Regions from separate parts of the Homo sapiens genome. Here region 1 is linked to region 2. A link is a contact called in ENCODE Hi-C data. All regions are on one chromosome and are shown on one strand. Each heading gives the region's core, a stretch centred on a gene start or an enhancer-like site at or near the end of the contact. The rest is flanking DNA. Distances are from core to core; before and after follow the strand shown.

Evidence for each region. A loop is a pair of places that touch in the nucleus more often than their neighbours do. Pooled maps may share reads with other maps.
Region 1: a loop to region 2 is called in a map of heart left ventricle, with 2.2 times the contacts of the local background. The contact joins two enhancer-like sites. A Hi-C loop is called at or near these places in 6 of 168 maps with a recorded cell type or tissue (Right ventricle myocardium inferior, heart left ventricle, heart right ventricle and 1 more) and 5 of 50 pooled maps.

What each region holds. Positions count from the first base shown.
Region 1 is chr9:13,685,877-13,691,097 of GRCh38, forward strand. No RefSeq gene overlaps it. Among named protein-coding and RNA genes, the nearest start is that of LINC00583, 240 kb to the right of the region's middle. RefSeq lists an enhancer at 2,650-3,190. Within about 2 kb of position 3,300, at least 4 of the 41 ENCODE cell types and tissues checked have a DNase peak (open chromatin) inside an H3K27ac peak, as active enhancers do.
Region 2 is chr9:13,606,204-13,611,463 of GRCh38, forward strand. No RefSeq gene overlaps it. Among named protein-coding and RNA genes, the nearest start is that of LINC01235, 180 kb to the left of the region's middle. Within about 2 kb of position 2,133, at least 5 of the 41 ENCODE cell types and tissues checked have a DNase peak (open chromatin) inside an H3K27ac peak, as active enhancers do.

The DNA.
Region 1 (5,221 bases), core at 2,050-4,549, 81 kb after region 2:
GTCCCCTGTTCTTTCCATTTATTTAGAAGGCAGAATAGGGAGCAGCAGAGACATATCCTTCAAGGAAATATGCTCAGTGATAGCATGGCAAGTTTTTCCAGCCCAGTTTCCAGAATTAGAAAAACTACTCACACACCATCCAACTGAGACAGTAGTAGATATGAAAAGGCTTCTTCAGTTAAGCAGATATATATTTAAGTCCATAAAGAACATATATACAAAGTGCCAGGCCCTGTACCAGAGACTAGAGCACCAGGGACAAACAGGACAGACAGCTTTTGATCTCTACCTGAGGGCTGCACAAAGTGCTCTGGGTCAGCACTGGGACTTAGCCATCTCCTTCTGTATTAGTCCATTTTCACACTGATGATAAAGACATACCCAAGACTGGGCAATTTACAAAAGAAAAAGGTTTAATTGGAGTTACAGTTCCATGTGGCTGGGGAAGCCTCACAATCATGGCAGAAGGCAAGGAGGAGCAAGTCACATCTTACATGGATGGCAGCAACCAAAAAGAGCTTGTGCAGGAAAACGCCCCCTTATAATAACCATCAGATCTTGTGATACTTACTGTCATGAGAACAGCATGAAAAAGAACTGCTCCCATGATTCAATTACCTCCCATCAGGTCCCTCCCACAATACGTGTGAATTCAAGATGAGATTTGAGTGGGAATACAGCCAAACCATATCTCCTTTTTTTGGAACAAGTCCTTTCCTTCAGTCAATAACTACATCCTGATTACCTACTATGCTCCAGAAACCCTATTAGGCTCTCTGCAGGGTACAAATAGCTACAGTCTTATCCTCAAACAATATTCAGAATAGCTGTGGAGCCAAGATACACAGAGTCACATGAAAAGATAAGTTAATAATGAAAGGAACTGGTACTTTCTGGCACTCTGGAATGTTCTATGTCTTGATCTAGGTGGTGCTTACACAGGTATCTACATATGTAAAAATTCAATCTACATATTTAAGATTTCTGTACATTTTAAGATTAAAAAGTAAGGCAAGGAATTATTTGTTTTACATGTATATATATCCTCATACAATTCCAAAAATGATTTGAACCTTTTTACAAAGATATGCACAATTACCAGATTGTAAAATAAATAAGGGAGAAAACTGGAGGAAAGAAAAATAAAGACAGGAAATAAAAATAAGCCAAAGTTAATGCTATTACTGCACCCAAGCACCGCCCCCCCAACCCCCGCCAAATACATGACATTAAGTGTCACTTGTTACTTGTGGTGGGCTACAATTCTGGCTCTGAGTCTATGAAAAGAGGGAGATGCCGGGCGCGGTGGCTCACACCTGTAATCCCAGCACTTTGGGAGGCCGAGGTGGGTGGATCACAAGGTCAGGAGATCGAGACCATCCTGGCTAACACAGTGAAACCCCGTCTCTACTAAAAAAAATACAAAAAATTAGCCGGGCATGGTGGTGGATGCCTGTAGTCCCAGCTACTCGGGAGGCTGAGGCAGGAGAATGGCGTGAACCTGGGAGGTGGAGCTTGCAGTGAGCCGAGATCGTGCCACTGCCCTCCAGCCTGGGCTACAGAGCGAGACTCTGTCTCAGAAAAAAAAAAGAGGGAGACATGACTCATGATGATCACAAGATAAAAACAAAATAGCAGCTCAGGAGAAGGCCACCTATTCTTGGTTTTGAGGACTGAGAGACATTTTTCCCCACGGGCCTGCATGAAAAAGACACTGTAAAATATATCAAATCATGTCCCCAATAACATCCATACAATATATTTCACAGTGCTTTTTGCTGGGTTGTTTCTCATAAAGTTTTTTTTTTTTTTTTTAATGTGGGATAGTGGTATAATAGCAGACCACAGTTCAACAAAAGCAATTATACAGGGACTAAAAGGACACAGGCCAGAATATGAAGTGTTATTTGAGTAAAATAGATATTCTCTTAGTTTCAAAGCAGGGGAGTAGAGATGCAATGTAGAGAAATTGAGAAAGCCTTCATTGAAAAGGAGATATTCAGCTGGACCTTGAACAAACATCGGAAGATATCAGATAAACTAACAGGAATGAAGAGGTCACTCAAAGAGGGACAGGTGCAACCAAGAGGTGGAAGAAAGAATATGAAAGAAAATAAGTCATCCAGGCTGGTTTATAATGAAAAAATGGGCAAGAAGACTGAGAAGGTAAGTTGAGACCAGACATTGGAGGTACCATAGGTCAGGCTAAGCAGTTAATTCATCATCTTAGAGATAAACGGTAGAGGGGAGCTGAAGTATTTCAGGCTTCTGGACAGAATAGTATTATGATAAAAGCTATTAATATTTAGGAAGATTCCTCTGACTGTCTTTGGCCAAATAAATTAGAAAAGCAAGTTTTGGGGGGGGTGGGGTGCAAAACAAAAAAGAAAAATTAGAAAAGCAAGAAGGACCCAAGTTAGAAAGCTCTTCCCTAAATTCTCTAGACAATGCCTCTGTGATAGAACTTAGAGGTATCCTATATTTACCTGCACACAGGTTAAGACTGGCTGAAGGTAATTGTTTCTAAGGCCACAATGAAGCCACACCCATAACCACCAGTTAGTTGCCTCTCCTGAGCCATGGTTTAAATTTAGGCTGTGGTTTGAAACAACAACAAAAAACAGCTAAAGAAACCAAGGAGGAAGTTTTGGATCTTTCTCAAAGCAACATGGAAAAGAAGGGAGAGATGGAAAACAAAATATTTTGGAAGGGAGTGGAAAAGATGACCTACTCATGGCACTAAAGGCATACAGGGCAAAGGAATGTGTATGTCTAGAACCAAAGAGCAGGGCTGCTTCTCTGGCGTCTCCAGGGGAAAGGAAAGATGTTATGCAAACCTGTATGAAAGGGGAATCACTTCCTCACATGGCTCAGGCTGTTGTTTACCAGAGTAACATTCGGGCTCCAACTGTCCTTTCTTATAGAGAAAGGCTGTCTCCTGCTGTTTGTGGATCCAAGGCCTGCTGAAAGCTGTTTAGAAGTGCATACCACTCCATGTGCAGCTCCTTCATTCCTTTGCTGTGTTTGCATGCCTCACCGAGCATATTCACTGTCCTATGCCTTGCACAAAACCCTCACGTTCCTTTTTGGAATGCCTCTGTGTCTCTGTGTGTACTTGAATCTCCAGGCCAATGAACATGAGCTTCCTCCTTCTCAGCACCTGAGGAAAGTTTAAACAAATGTAAAGGCATAAAAACCTTTCTTCTGTCCTGATCTAGTTGACTAATAATGTATATATTGTTTTCTGTTTTTGAAAAAACAAGAAAAAAAAAATCTCTCCCTGCCTTTGGAAAAAAGCATGACAAGAGGCTCCACCTGCTGGCCTAGGGGCTTCCAGAAGTTTCAGACCTATTATCTCAGATTGGAAATAACATCCATTCCTACTCTTCCCATTGGTAGTTTTGAAATATAGTGCCATGTCATAGTGTCCATGGACATCACTTGGTTTATGCAGTTCTCCAGCTATTCAAACAGTCTGTAAGCCAAATACTTCTGGTGCCATGAAAAGAGCATTAGACTAAGAGTCAAAAACTCTACAACTCCACCACTTACTATGACAATGACATTGGGAAAATGCTTTTCTCTAATTTTTCAGGTTTTTTTCAACTGTACAACGGGAATTACAAGCCTTTTCCTCTCCATCTTACAGGTTGGTGTTGAGAATCAAATTGAGAACATTAAGGACATGAACAACTTTGTAACTGAAACACCCTGTAGGAACAAACAAGAGCCATGGCTTTTAGCCTAGTGGAGCTTTGCTGTGAAGAACTTTAGGAAATCTCTTCTTGAAAGAAACTTTTCATGTTAGGGTAATTTCTACAAGGTCTTGGATCTTTGCTGACAGAAGGAAATTCTTCAAGTTGCATCCTTAATGTGATTTGCTCTCAATTCATCCTTAGATTGTGATGTTCCTCTACCTCTCCCAGTGTGGGAGTTGGTGGGGATGAAGAAGCCAGGAACTTTGGTAATAAATCAACCCAGAGGGCAGTTCTCCCTCTAAACTTCACATCTCACGTAAGGTAAATGATGAAAAAAAGCCCTTTCGCTTACTTTTGTAATTGGCCCTTTTCCATCCTACTAGCCACATAAATAAGTGGACTGGAAGGGCACCTAGAGATAACATAAAGCAATTCTCACACATGAAGGGCATGGTCTGAGCCTAAGGGACTCATGCAAAGTTAGCCAGCTAGCCAACTGGGCTTACACAGTTTTCAAGCTCACAGATGTCTAGGTCTAAACTTAGCAGAACTTATGAGACTCTGAGTAGCTCTGAGATCGTTACTCACCTTCCTATGACTTTGTTTACTCATTTAAAAATAGATATGGAAAATGATCCTACCTCAAAGGGCCCTAGGGTAGTGTGGGCACAAAAAGTACCTTGCCAAGTTATGACTCTTTATAAATGCGTTTAATTATTATCATTTAATTAGAATTTAGAAGTCTGTATTAAAGCCTAAGTTTTAGGATAGTTTTACATAAATGCAATTAGCTTATTTATATGCATTATGTAAAAAATATATTCATATATATTATAAATACCATATATTATAGAACATATGATATAGATAACATAATATATAACCCATATATATCATATTATAAATATATGTTATATAATATATAATGCATATAATTGTATGCACGTGTATTATAAAATTTTATAGACACTGAAGATATGATTACTATTATGAATATTCTGCTAAAAATTTGAAATAGGAAGCATCTAAATTATTTAAACATTTTAATTAATAAATTTCATTTTGTAGAGCAGTTTTAGGTTCACAGCAAAATTGAGCACAAAGTACAGGGTTTGCATTTACCCTGTCTCCACACTCACACAACTTCCCCTACTGTTACTCTCCTCATAGCACCATCATAATACATTTGTTATGATTGATGAGCCTACATTGACTCATCATCACCCAAAGTCCATGGTTTATATTAGAATTCACTGTTGGTATTGCTCATTCTGTGGGTTTTTGACAACTGTAGAATGACATGTATCTACCATTTTAGTAGCATATCGGATAGTTTCATTGTCCTAAAAATCTGCTGTGCTCTGCCTATTTATCTCTTCCTTCCTCCTAACCTGTGACAACTGCTGATCTTGTTACTGTTTCCAAAGTTTTGCTCTTTCCAAAATTTCATATAGTTGGAATCATACAGTATATGGTCTTTCCAGATTAGTTTCTTTCACTTAGTAATAATCATTTAAGTTTTC
Region 2 (5,260 bases), core at 883-3,382:
GAAGTAATTGAAGTTCCAAAAAAAATATTTAAATTGTAAATTTCCTGTAGATTATCAAAAACGCAGAAACTCAAGCTGTCTCACAAGTACTGGTGGGTCAGTTATATTTCAACCAAATGTTGTCTTGTGGCATGTCTCATTATTGACTACAGTTGGATTTGCCTCTAGAAGTCAGATACAGAAAATGCTTTGAACTGTACTATTCATGGCCTAGATTTCAGTGAGAGGATATGAATATTCGTACCTGGCATGAAATTCCCTTCATGTTCTTTTCCTCTTCTCACCACTTTTTAAAGTCATTAGAATGTCAGGTAAGTCTGTTTTCTCTTGGCATTTCAAAGGGCAACAGTCAATTTTCTTTCAGGTGGGACTTTTTTCTTTTTTTCTACTTGGTTTTGTGTTGTATTAACTGTATTTTGCTGGAAGTGTTTTCATGCTGGTGCAAATCTAGACAAAGAAAACTTTTATGCAAAATAAACAAAATAGAATGTACTGAGCCAGGATTTCTTTGCAGGACACGTTCCTTAGGCTACTTCTGAGAGGTTATTTATGGATGGCTGTTTATCCCCTGGAGCCTGACTTCATTTCTTGGTGAAGTGAAACGTCTCTGTGTTTAGTACATTGCTCTGCCACCCCTGGGAATGGCTGGATGTCAAATATTTACTCCTGTGGGATCGAACAGAAATCAGAGATGCACAGAGAAAATAGAAGTCAAATGCGGCGTCCTTGAGAATTGGCAAAAATTCAAAGGAAATGGATTTTAAAAGAAAATATTTAAAAATAAAGTGATAGCATAGTGTAACTTTCTTTATTGGAATGAGGGAAAACCCACTAAAATATAAAGCTACTTCAAGCAGAAGAGTATTTTCATCTTATTGCTTTCTTAGTGACCACACCCATCTCATTTTCTTACCTGGCTCAGTACCAGGCCCAGAGGGAGAGGTTTTAAATTTTTATTTTTTTTAATTGAAAACGGATGCTGCACCTTGTTTTTCAAGCCTGCATTTTTCATCAGAAAGAAAAAAAAAAGAACACCTCGCCAAGTATTAGTTTGTTACCTATGCAACCACATAAAACCTAGGAATCAAAACTTGGCATTCAGCTTTATAGACAGTCACACTGGAAAAATCAAGAAAGTCCCAAATAAGTTTGTTGTCTTCCCAGGACATCTCATTTCAAATTGTGTGTCTGATTCTCTCATCCATCTTCTCTACAGAGTTTCTTTTGGCGTTATATTTCCTGTATTGTCAGAAACGAAGCTACATTTAAAAGGTTAAATCAAATAAACCCAGCTACAAAAGGGTTTATAAAATAATCATAGTTGTGAACAGCAAGGAAAGAGGACAACCACTAAAACCATAAAGGGAATCCTTCATGGATGGCCGTGCTTTAAAGTTCACATGAGCTATGTAACATTAGATGCTTTTAAAATTCAGAGGACAAAGTACAGGCATGTTTGTGCATTTCTCTTTCATTTGACAAGTTTTTTTTAGTTAGGTCTGGACCAGATACTCTCTGCTGCTTGCACATGTGTAATTGAGGAGTTTGCTTTGGTAATGTTTTCCACTTTCAAACTTGTGTACTATCAAGAGGTAAGAACAATCCCACCTCCTTCTAAACCCCAAAGTGACACCAAATTCCGGCTTGATCTCCTCAGTGTCAGAACCAGCATCCATTTGAAATATTGTCCAAGCAACTTACTGGTATCTTGGGAAGCTGTTAATCACAGACTGCCCTGCCTTCTGTGAAACTGACAGCATTTGGAAGGCTGCTGGGCACACTAAATTTAAAAGTAAATGTTTGGCAGCTTCAGCCGTCCTCAAGTTTGGCAAGGAGAGTATAATCAACAAAGGGGCATTACTTTTAATTGTATTTAAAAATATAAGTCCCTGCAGTATCCAGAGCTGTGTGCTCTGAGAGGCCCTTGTGCTGTTTGCCCCTTTGCACCAGGGGGGATGCAGTTTATACAAGCAGGCTTTGTTTTAATTAGTGCAGCAAGCAGCCTCCCTCCCCACCTCCTCCTTTCAATGCTTCCAGTTTACAATTGTCCATAACCCCCTCAGCTAAAAATTGTTACCAAGAAAAATTCCACAGAAACCAAAAGAAAAGGGCCAGCAGAGACTGTGCTTTTAAAGAGCTTTTCCAGACTGACTCGGCAGAGCTGTCTGCAGGGAGTGAGTCGCTGAGCTATTATTACTCCAATGGGTTTCAGCTCCGGGGATGTCCCCCAAGGTTAACAAGATAGTTCCGTTAAAAATAACATTAAATTCTTCTCCCTACCCCTTCCCCCAAAAGGGGAAAAACAACAACATGCCCACCTTTTAATAACATTAAGGATCTGGTTTAAAGTGACAAAAGCCAGAAAATTCTAATTTAAGGGGGTTAGAATTCTATCTCCAAGCCACGTCTTTGAGGACGAATAAAATCCAGACTTAATGAGGTGAGTTAAGGATAAAGTGCCAGCTTTAACCCAGCATTACAGAGCTTTTGTGCCTCCTGAGGCAGGCTCTTCTGAATGTTGAAGCAGTAGATAGCAAAAATTAGTGTTTAAAAGAGAAACAACTTAAGGTGGGATGAGAAGCACATTGTATGAAATCGTAGTCTTGGACAAACGTTGTTTTACGTTTAGCAAAGAAAAGCACTTGGTTCTTGCGCGCTGATCAAAACCTTTGTCATCTGATTAGTTGTGCGAAGGATTTTTTTGTGCTGCATCTTTTTCCTTTTGATTTTCAACATTGCACACACCCACAAATTCAAGTCTTCATTTTCATTGAAATCATGTTGAACAATCACTCCTTTTATTCTTTAATTAAAAAAAGAGATGCTCAGGAGGGAAGATTTTGTAAAGTATTTGAAATTCATGCTTTGTTGGACCACTGGATTATAAAAGCTGTGAAGGTGTCATTAGAGACTTCGCATAATCAGTGACTGGGTATAGATCAATATCACTCACTCATTTCCAGGACAGAGACTGGTTTGCGACCTGTGTTCACAGTTTCCTTCAAGGTATACAACCATGTGGAGAAAGGACTTCTCAAATTAGGATTTTAAACTGAAGTATTTTCAGGTTAAAATGTTTACAGTCTTAAACTACTTTGATTCCATTATATTTGTGCATATTTTTAAAATATAAAATTTAAGCGTTTTTGAGAAGAAATACTATGTACTCGTGTGATATCAAATAAGCCTCATTTATTCACTTGGAAAATGAATATAATTTTTAGGCAATTATCAGTGTAATTTTTTTCTCCCTATTAAAAAAGAAAATTTCTGTTTCTTGTTTGCCTCTTTCTAACTTGTTTGTTGTAAACATCTCAAACTGACCTTTTAAACTCTAATTTTATGCTGAAATGAATATTTCCATTACTCCCAACACTGATATATCCATGGAGCTAAAGGAAAAAAGCCCATTTCCTACATATTAGTTAGAGAAAATTAAAAAAAAAATCTATTTCTATCAGTGGGTGAGGGGACATCATGGTTTTTGCAACAACCATGTTTGGTAAAATATGATAACCAGAGTTCTCCAAAGCTGGATGTATATCCACAAGTAGCAAGCTGCTCCACTGTGGTCCTGTCATAAACAAAGTATTGTGCTGTGCTCTCTGGGCTCCAGTAGCGATTTGACTTAGAAATTTTGTATAACCTTGTTTTTCTCATGTGAAGATGATGGCACTAATCAAGGATAGCAGTATTTTCACTTTAGGCAGTTTTTTGGTGTGTTATTAGAATGGATTTTACAAAGTCATCTATAGCATTTTGATATCTAGTCTCTTCACAGCGCATTTTAAATGGTGGCCAGGTGGCTGGGATTAAAGGCCCGTTATGTGGCCAGAGGAGAGAAATCAACAGGCCCACACAAGAACTAGACCTCTAACACCTGACTTCATGGGTGCCATTACTTTAAGAACTAAGCAGCTTTATTGATAAGAAACATACTGCTATCTTACCTTTTGAGGAAACGGTCCCATCCTGAAGTGCTGGAAGTTCGTAAGGGGGGTATTAAGTGTGTGGTTTAGGGGGAGGGCGGGGTGGGCTTCAACATCTGGCACTACCACTTCACTAGCTGTGTGACCTAGGTAGGGCTGGATATTTATTACTCCTTTCTTTTCAGCTTCATTTTTGTCACGTATAAAACAAAAATAAGGTCAACCTTATAAAGTAGGGTTACATAAAATAATAAAAACTTATTTATTAGGGTGACTGAGAAAAGTACTCAATAATGGTAGCTATGATTATTGTTATTACCATTTGGTCTGGCGTATTCTCCCATATTTTTTGTCACCCTAATTTTAAGGTTTTAAATTCCCTAAGAAATTTTGGAAGGTTTAAAGGCAGAAGTGGCCTGAAGAAACTGGTTATTCCTGTTTTTTTTTTGGTGAAGTCTCAACCCATTCAAGAGATCCTTCAGGCATCCTGATGAGGAAGGTGAAAGCGTCCTGTTTGGAAGCTGCAAATTTCCAAAGGAGTCTGAGAAGTCTTGAGTCTGAGAAGTCATCTCTGACCGTAAAGAAGGGATGGTTGTGGGTGCCACATGGAGAGGGGAGATCCTGGCCATGGCTAGCTTCACACTTACATTGGGCCTTTTTTTGTTCCATTTATGACCGAATAATAAACTTTGATTTTTTTAAAAAACTGAATGTTGTTCAAATACTGGTTCCAAGGACAGCAGAACAAAGGAGGTCTTGGGAAACTGGGTTTGGACTCTGTATCTTCCATGACTGACTAAATGACTTTGGGCTCCGATGACTGGATGCAGTCAGGGTAACTGGAAATAAGATATTTTCCAGAGGCTGGTGGCTGGCCATTCTCCAAGTGCTGTCACCCCAGATAACCACCTCCATTTCTTCCTTTCCAAAATCAAAGAGCCAAGATAGCTTGGATAAAGATTAAGCATAGCTGTGTGACCCTAGGCACATCACGTAACCTCTTTGCTTTTTCTTAGAAAATGAGGTTAACAATGGTCAGCTTTCTGAAGACACAGGTGTTAAAATGAAAACCACTTTAACGTCTTTTTTGGTGAAAACTATAACAAAAATGAAATGAGGTCTGTATCTTTCTTGCTATAGTCAAGATGATGGATAAAAATATGTTTTTTTCAGTTCACTTATCCTATTAACAAATGTTAAATTACAGTGTTATTCTATTAGTAATTTAGGCACATAGAGAAAATGAGGCTATAGTTTAACACAGAGTTTCCTTCCTCCAAGACACAGTGCAATCAAACTCACTGAAATGAACAGAATCATTCTCAGTCTAC